Linked DNA regions of Homo sapiens: region 1 is linked to region 2. Evidence: read pairs that join two places in POLR2A ChIA-PET (ENCODE). Cell type or tissue: PC-3. All regions are shown on one strand. Each heading gives the region's core, and the rest is flanking DNA. Links, peaks and the distances in the headings are about the cores only. Region 1 overlaps FIBCD1 (fibrinogen C domain containing 1). Region 2 overlaps LOC124902287 (a long non-coding RNA gene).

The links. Peaks named below come from ENCODE experiments on the same cell type or tissue, not always from the same donor. Only the 100,000 strongest peaks of a DNase experiment are listed, where the experiment ranks them.
Region 1: POLR2A ChIA-PET joins it to region 2 with 8 read pairs; 4 of 35 experiments call an interaction of 5 or more read pairs at or near these places.

What each region holds. Positions count from the first base shown.
Region 1 is chr9:130,931,274-130,935,661 of GRCh38, forward strand. All of the region lies in intron 1 of FIBCD1 (fibrinogen C domain containing 1), which reads right to left. Among named protein-coding and RNA genes, the nearest start is that of FIBCD1, 5.8 kb to the right of the region's middle. RefSeq lists enhancers at 130-179, 580-709. In PC-3, for the core only: CTCF peaks have their summits at 1,696 and 1,897; a DNase peak (open chromatin) is centred at 1,998; H3K4me3 peaks cover 1,099 bases; H3K27ac peaks cover 1,006 bases.
Region 2 is chr9:130,828,492-130,832,879 of GRCh38, forward strand. It overlaps LOC124902287 (a long non-coding RNA gene), which reads right to left. Exons shown (of 2, transcript XR_007061822.1): 2 at 4,203-4,388. It also overlaps a transcript of ABL1 not described here. Among named protein-coding and RNA genes, the nearest start is that of ABL1, 4.6 kb to the right of the region's middle. In PC-3, for the core only: no CTCF peak of the experiment used is centred there; no DNase peak of the experiment used is centred there.

The DNA.
Region 1 (4,388 bases), core at 89-4,088, 100 kb after region 2:
CCGAGGCGGGCAGATCACAAGGTCAGGAGATCGAGACCATCCTGGCCAACAAGGTGAAACCCCATCTCTACTAAAAATACAAAAATTAGCTGGGCATGGTGGCACATGCCTGTAAATCCCAGCTACTCGGGAGGCTGAGGCACGAGAATTCCTTGAACTTGGGAGGTGGAGGTTACAGTGAGCCAAGACCATGACACTGAACTCTAGCCTGGAGACAGAGCTAGACTCCGTCTCAAAAAAACAAAAAACAAAAAACAAAAAACAAAAACGGAAACGAAGGGCAGGCGCGATAAAAAACTGTGTTGGCCAGAAGCCAGGACCAAGGAACAGCTTGTGGTGAGCGGAGGTGCCAGAGCGTGGCCGCACACGCTCTCGGAGGCCCAGATTCACTGGGCAGACTCGCTCATGGCCCCTGAGCATTACACACAAGGGAAAACTGAGGCCCAGAGAGGGCAAGGGGCTCTCCCAGAATCACACTGCAAATAAAAGCAGAACTGGGATTAGGCCCCGAGCCTCCTGCCTTCCTCTCTGGGCCAGGCCCCTCCTATGATTGAATTTCCTCAACTCTCAGACACATTTTCCCCACCTTTTCAACTTTCCGAATTTGAGACTTGTCTTGAAATGACTTCGTATATTAAAGCACTTGGAGCCGTGCCTGGCACGTTGTGCTGGCACAGTAAATATTAGTGGCTTTCATTATCCCATGATCAATGTGCACACAGCATCTGGAGGACATTTTTTTCCACCCAAAGTGTTATTTCTGTGTGTCGTCAATGCTGGGACGCATGTTCTCTTTTTTTCACGTTTTAGCATCTCCAACATGGGGGGACATCTTACAATCGTAATTGACAGCTTGCTTGCTTTCTTAGTGATACATTGAACAGAGACAGATGCCTCTTACATCATTGTGTCTTACTACCTAGAAGATGAGGCAGAGGAAAGAATCATTTTTGTAAATTCAAATTCCACAAGGACCTGCCGGATGACCTACTTGGCACCCGAAGAGGACGGGGTGGAGGGGACATGCGCCTGGACATGCAGACCCCCGGGAAAGAGATCTGCTTTGTTGTCAGGATGCGGAAGAGAGTTTCTTGGCCTGTCCCTATTGTCATGCGGCTGCCAGGACTCAGTGCTCCACGCCTGCCCAGTTCTCTTGGGGGCCGCGTCCATTCCGGGCTCCACGCATCAAGACAATTTACTCCAGCCAGACCCAAATGCACAGTTCCCCTCCACCAGCTCTGCACAAACTGCTCCCTTGGCCAGCCAGAAGCATCTGCTTCCCCTCCTCCTTTTCCACTGGCCTAATGTATTCTCTTCTTTCAGGGCTCAGCTAGCTGTCACTTCCTCCAGGAAGCCTTCCTTGACTGTTTCTACTCCACTCCCCCCAGCTTGGAGGGGCTCCTCCTCTGTGCTCCCCCCGTTAGGGTGCTTACAAGACAGATTGTTGTGGCCTTTGACTTCTTTTACTCACTCATTCATTCAACTGCCTCTGTGCCAGGGCCGCTAACTGGGCCGTTCTATGATTTCCTTCCCTGCCTAAAGTATGGCTGGGTTTGATATACAAAGCTCTGTGTCAGCAGCCAAGTCCCTGTCATGCACTCTTCTGGAGCCCGTCGGGAGACACCTTGCCCCGAGCAGCTCAGGGCTGCATCATCAGACTGTGTAGCATTAAGGTCCCCTGGCGGGCGAGGCTGGGGCTGGCGTGGCAGAGAGGTCATCCGTCTCCCCTCTGCAACTCCCACACCCCTGCCCTATCTTGCACCCTCCTCCCACCCAAGCCCCTCCCTGGTGGGAAGGCAGAGGGCACCGAAATGGGGAGGGGCTCGAGGAAGCCGCAGGGGGTCCCCTAGAGGCAGGGGGACAGCGGAGCTTGGAGATGAAACAGGGCACTCAGCAGAGGAGAATTAGTCTTCAGAGATCACCTTAAAGATGAAGTACTGTTCGCTTTTATGGGCTGCCGTTTACGTGCCTTGCGAAGAAATCTGCCCGAGATAACAAGGGGGGCTCTGGGCGCTGAGCAGCCCAACTGGTATGCCTGAGGCTGGAGCTGATTCATCCGTCCTGGTGTGGCTGAGCTGGGTGCACTCCCTGGGGGCTGCGGAATGGGGAGGATGCACACAGAGCCCCCAGCTCCCAAGACAGGGCATCTCGGGCAAGTGAGCAGGAGAGAGACCGGGGCCTGAGCCGGGAGCCCTGGGTTCAAAGCCCACTTCTGCCACTGACCACTCGCATGAGCTTCCAGCTGGAGGGACCCAGCTTGGTTCCTCGAGTGACCCCCAGTGCCCACCCAGGGTTCACGGCTGCCTACGAAGCCTTGGCCAAAAGGAGGATAAAGCTCATGCCAGCAGGGCGGCAGGCAGCCCCCGGTGGTGTCTCAGTTACAGGGTGACCTCTGTCCAGGCTACCTTCTCTGAGACCCCAGCCTTGGGGGTTCTGGGGAAGCGGCGGGCGGGTGGGGGGGGGGCGGCTCAGGAGGAAGGGATTTGATGCCAAGGCGCTCTGCTAAGCTGGCACACCTCCCTTCCTCCTCACTTCCTAAGAGAGCTGGCTGGCAGGAGTCCCCTGGGGAGACTGGGACCACACTCCACAGATGAAAGGAGGAAGAAGAAAGTTTCCCTCCGGGGGAGGCCAGGCCAGGTTAGACCCAGGTGAGTGCCCCTCCTGCCGCCCACCCCCATCTCCTAAGAGCACCCAGCCCAACGCAGGCAGCTGTTCTGCATGACAAAAACACATCCTGGGGCTTTGCACTGGGAAATGGAAAGCTGAAGGTGGCGGGGTCCTGTGGGCTCTGGATCCAGCAGAGGCTTGCACAGAGCCTGGGCAGGGGGCTTATGGGCTCTGTGGGTTGAGGGGACTGGGCCCTGCCTCAGGCCAGAGCCTCAGGGGAATTCCTCCTGTCTCCCCAGGAGCCCACTCTGCTCCCGGCTGGCACATGGCTGGGCACATGGCTCCCAGTAAGGGCTGAACTCTGAGCCCTGGCCCTGGCAGAGGGAGGGTCCCAGAGACTCCCCTGGGGGTGAAGGGTTGGTGGCTCTGCTCACCATTCTGGGGTCCCAAAGACTTAGGAAGGGGGTCTGCAGGCTTGTTCTGTGAGATCTGAGCGGGAACCGCCATACCGCTGGGGACCCTTCAGCAGAACCCTGCCGAGGGCCATCTGGCGTCTCAGGCCACAGGGAGGGGCGCAGGAGGGGCTGAAGGTGTCCAAGGGGACAAGAGCGCCCCACAGAGCTCCCAGCCTCTGCCCCTCCGGGAGGTTCCAAGCCCCCCAGCTGTCTCACTTCCTGGGAGCATTTGCTCTGAACCACGGAGGGGGCTTCTCCAGATGTTTCCTATAAGGGTCTTGCCCACCCTCCCCGCGACATACAGCTCTGGCCTCCCAGAGGGCCCACTGGGGCCTCAAGCCCACTGAGGCCCAAACCAGCGTCTCTCCACCCCAAACCTGAGCCCTCCTATTTTTCACTCGGGGATGGCACCAACCCTACCTGTTGCCCCCACAAAGCTGGCACCTCCTCAGGTCTCCCTCCCTCACCCAACATCTGGATAGTCACCTGCTCCTGTCCATTCTACCTCCTCAGCCACACCACTCCCCAGCTAAACAGTGAGCTCAGAAGGAGGGGCTTGGGAAACCCCAAGCCTAGCACAGTGACCTCAACCCAAACCCCAGGGAACAAGAAGAAAGAGGCATGGATCTTCCAGAACCCATGATGGTTTGCAATCGCCCCGACCTGTGAGTTTGTTCCCCCCGTGAGACTCTAAGCTCCCTGAGGCACAGACTGTATCCACCAGACTATACCTCCTAGCATTAGGTAGGGCCTCCCTAAATAGTCACTGAGTAAATTTAATGCAGCAGGGATTTAGGTTAGACATCAGGAAGAACTTCCCAAAGAGATTTTCTTTCTTCCTTTCTGAAATGTTCTTAGAAATTTTGAAAGCGTCAAGAGATCTTGCCTGGGATGGGTTGGAAGTTGACCTCCCTGTAGGGTGGCTTGGAGACAGCTCAGAAACAAGCCCCTCTGACCAGAGGAAACGGTTGCAGAGTGACTTCCTGCCCCAAGCTCCAAGACCAGAAGAATCATGTCTATTTCTAGATCCTTTCATCTGACAAACTCCAAACTCCTGGCAAATACCGTTTCACCCTGCCCCAAGGGCGTGAGAGGCTCCTCCTTCTGTAGGGAGAGGGAGGACGCATTAACAAAGTCCAAATCGGCAACTTGTCCAAGGTCGCCCGACAAAGAGTAGCTGAGGCTGGATAGGGCTGGGACAGATGGGGCCCAAGGCGTTTCCCAGAAATGGCTGCACTTGGACAAAGGTCCTTCAGGACCTCCGGACCTGGGCTATACCCACTCACAGCGGGTGATTTCGGTACCCTGAGAACCACACAGCCTGGA
Region 2 (4,388 bases), core at 163-4,162:
GACAAAAACGTTGATTACTTTTACACCAACCTAATAGAACATAAAGACAAAGACATGGACTGTTGAGAGAACAATAAGAGAGAACAGGTAAGAAAATTAGAAACTCTCGGGAGGCTGAGACAGGATAATCGCTTGAACCCAGGAGGCAGAAGTTGTAGTGAGCCGAGACTGTGCCATTGCACTCCTGCCTGGGCAAGCAACAAGAGTGAAACTGCGTCTCAAAAAAAAAGAAAAGAAAATTAGAAACTCAATCCCAGGGCTTTAATATCCTTTTTGTAGGAATTCCAGAAAGAAAACAAAAAAATAATGATAATAACGAAGAAACAAATGGAGGAGAAGTTAGGAGACGTTAAATGTAAGGAAAAATTTCAGAGTTTAGTGAAGTGAGTATTTTCCAAAACAGAATTATATAAATCTCTGGATTTATGAGTGCCCAGAATAATATATGAAAGGCCATATCATTGTGAAAGTTCAGAACACCAAGAATATTAGAAGATCCTAAAAGTTTCCAAAGAGAAAAAAAGCAAGTCATTTTAAGGGGTCAGGAACCAGAATGGGATTGCATCTCTAAACAATACTTACTGGAAACTAGATAGTAGCAGATAAATAAATGCCTTCAAAGTTCATTTGGGAAAATTATTTTCAACCTAGAATTCTATACCCAGACAAACTGTCAAGATAGAAGAAAGGTATTTTTTTAGACATGCACCCTCCCTCCCCACCTCTGTGAAGCTACTGGATGATGAATTCCAGCAAAATGAAGAAGTCAGTCAATAAGTAGAACTGAGCCCGGGCACGGTGGCTCACACCTGTAATCGCAGCACTTTGGGAGGCCGAGGCGGGCAGATCACGAGGTCAGGAGATTGAGACCATCCTGGTGTAACACAGTGAAACCCCGTCTCTACTAAAAATACAAAAAAATTAGCAGGGCGTGGTGGCGGTCCCCTGTAGTCCGAGCTACTCGGGAGGCTGAGGCAGGAGAATGGCGTGGTGAACCCGGGAGGCGGAGCTTGCAGTGGGCGGAGATCGCGCCACTGCACTCCCGCCTGGGTGACAGAGCGAGACTACGTCTCAAAAAAAAAAAAAAAAAAAAAGTACAACTGAGAATATTTGAAATGTTTTAGTGATTGGAAAAAATATCACTAGATGTTTGACAGATCTTTGAAGTATTTGAGGGAAAATGGTGATAGGTATATAGAAGACTAAATGAAAACAAGGCAATATCTCTAGGATAAACAAAGATGTATAATAAAGGAAACATTCATAGTATATTATTGGCTAAGCAGTGAAGAATATTTATATCATCCTAATAATGTAAACACTAACTATTGATTTATCCCCCAAATTGTGATTTTATTGTTTTGGGGGGTTATGGATGGTGATAGTATAATACTGCTGTCATAAGTTAATAGATAATGGATAAATCTAATGAATTCAGAAAGAGCAAGATGATGTTACTAGCTAAAAATCTGAAGGAGGCTGTCTCTGCGGAAACATACAGGGGAAAGGGATTGCTGTTTTTTATTACCAGATTTTTACAAGACTATTTTTAGCCTTTTTTACAAGACTTTTAGTACTGCTTGAGTTTTAACCATGTTATGTATATTACTTTGATTAAAAAGAAAAATTAATTTAAAAAAATGAGCATACTAATACCATTAATTTTCTCCTTCTAGAGAAAAATGTTTAACAGTTAGGTTTAGACTTGTTAATTATAAAAATATAGTAGTCTTACTGTAATGAGATTTTCTAGAAAGCGGATTTACTCTAAGGCAGTTCAGATTTGGTCCCCAGCTGAGAATTATAGCCTGGAAATACCAACAGAAAAATCAGTGTCATTTGAAGGACAGTCATCTGTGCAGCCTGTGCATGAAATCATGGGTCTGAATTAGGCCCCCATTCAAGATGCGGGGGTGTGGGGTTTGTGTTTTGCTGAAGCTGTGGTTGCAAATCTTTGCTTTAGGATGAAAGGTGGGGCTCTCTGTTACATTTGAACCTTAGTTGCTACTCCTACCTCACAGCTAGTGTTTCTTTCTCTTCATAAAATAAATTGATTTCCTGGTCCCTTGGAAAACCTCCAGACTGCTTTCTGGAATCATTTTCATATAGCATGTTTGTTAATTTGAGCTCTTGACTGAGTCCCAGTGAGATGTAGGCAGGAACACAGACCTGATACAGAAATAGTCCTCTTTTGGAAATAACAATAGCTACTGTTTATCGAGCACCTTCTGTGCTTTGGGCACTCTCCCTACATGATTCCTAATCTTCATAATAACCCTGTGAGATAACTACTCTTATGACTACCTCCCATTTTTCAGATGAGAAAATTGAGGCTCTGAGAGGTGAAGTCGTTGCCCATGGCCCCACAGTGAGTGGCAGATCTGAGACTCAGCGCTAGCCTTTGTGACACATAACTCGTGACCAGCAGGTAGTGCTACCCGATTGAAAAAATGTGAGACTTAAAGGGATGCATGTGTCCCTATACAGTGGCAAAAACTGGTATGACAGAAGTGATGTTTTAAGCTATGTTATCCTTTAGTTGGACATACACTGGACCCACAGAGCTAGAGTACCTGGCAGGCTCTTGCTGGACAATGTTTGCTGAATCAGAGAAAGTGGGCTTTGTTGGCATTTGCATGTGAAATACTGTGCACATACCTCAAGATCTTTGCTGTTCCCCCCCTAAAGCTACTAGCTATGCTGGAAACAGTGAAGGGGTCAGCCAGACCTGGGGTCACCTTGTCCTGGGGTCCCAAGCCAGGCCTCCTGTCAGGTTCATCTGTCTCTGTTCCACCTGCACTCACACCCAGTCTTGCTGCTGAGAGATGGAGCATCCACATCCTGAATCCTGCCTCCTTCCCTTGACACACTTCTATGGTGGGTGCCTGCCCAACTTTTTCTTAATAGGACTAAATTCCAAATTAAAAAAAAAATTCAGTCTCTCTCCTCTAATCATCCAAGAAGAGTCCTCTTTTGGTAACTTGTTCTAGAACTATGCCTATCTTAAATTCAGAAATTGCTTTCAAATGAATTAAATTTTAGAAATATCCATTCCTGTTCGTCCTATTCCCAGTGAAAATAAGCAACTCTTCCCTCTTCCAAAACAGTGGATTTCTTTTCTTTTTTTCTTTTTTTGAAATGTAGTCTTGCTCTGCTGCCCAGGCTGGAGTGCAGTGGTGCAATCTTGGCACACTGCAACCTCCACCTCCCAGGTTCAAGCGATTCTCCTGCCTCAGCCTCTCGAGTAGCTGGGATTACAGGTGTGTACCACCATGCCTGGCTAATTTTTGTATTTTTAGTAGAGACAGGATTTCCCCATGTTGGCCAGGCTGGTCTTTAACTCCTGACCTCAGGTGATCGCCCACCTTAGCCTCCCAAAGTGCTGGGATTACAGGCGTGAGCTACTGTGTCTGGCCCCCAAACAGTGGATTTCCATCTTACATATGCATACAGATCATCTGGGAGCTTCAGATCCAGCCCATTACACATATTCTGATTCTAGACTAGAAACCAAGACTCCGCATTTTAAGCAAGCCCCACATTATTCAAAATAGATTGTCCATGGATTATGCTTTTAGAAACATTGTTCAGATCCCATGCTTTAATGTTGGGGAGTTTATCCTTTCCTTCTAAATATTTTTTTTTTTTTTGAGATGGAGTCTCGCTCTGTTGCCCAGGCTGGAGTGTGGTGGTGCGATCACTGCTCACTGCATCCTCCACCTCCCAGGTTCAAGCAATTCTCTGCCTCAGCCTCCCGAGTAGCTGGGATTACAGATGCCCGCTACCACGCCCAGCTAATTTTTTTGTACTTTTAGTAGAGATGGGGTTTCACCATCTCAAAAAAAAAAAAAATCTTAAATAGCTCTAGTTCCCTGAATTATTTTCTCCTAAGACATGTTTTCCCAACAGTTAATGTTACTTATTTCATCTTCTGATCTTACTCATATTATCCACCTTTCACTTAAATTGGAAATTTTCTGCCATTTTACAAAGTTCAAGACTTTCCTACCTTCCTACCTCCTGGCTGTGTGAACTTGGACAGAATACTTCCCCCTCTCCCTCCAGTCAGTTTTCTTACTTGTGAAATGGAATTAAACTATACAAAATCATTAGGTTACTGTGAGGCTTAAGAGTGCCTGGCACATATTACATGCACATTAAAAATGTATTTCTTCCCAAACTAATGCAACATAGCAAACAAGTTAGTTCACAGTCTTTAATTTCTTTCCTTTTCCCTTTCTTTTTAGCTAATAGCTTTTGGGTCTTAGGCTGATTAGAAGGAATCCTTCTTGGGGTGTTCTTCTGGTAAGAAGATTGAAGCTCTCCTTTATTTGCTTGTAACAGAATGCTCTTCGTATCTTTCAAAAGCGTCAAAAGCTGGATATGGA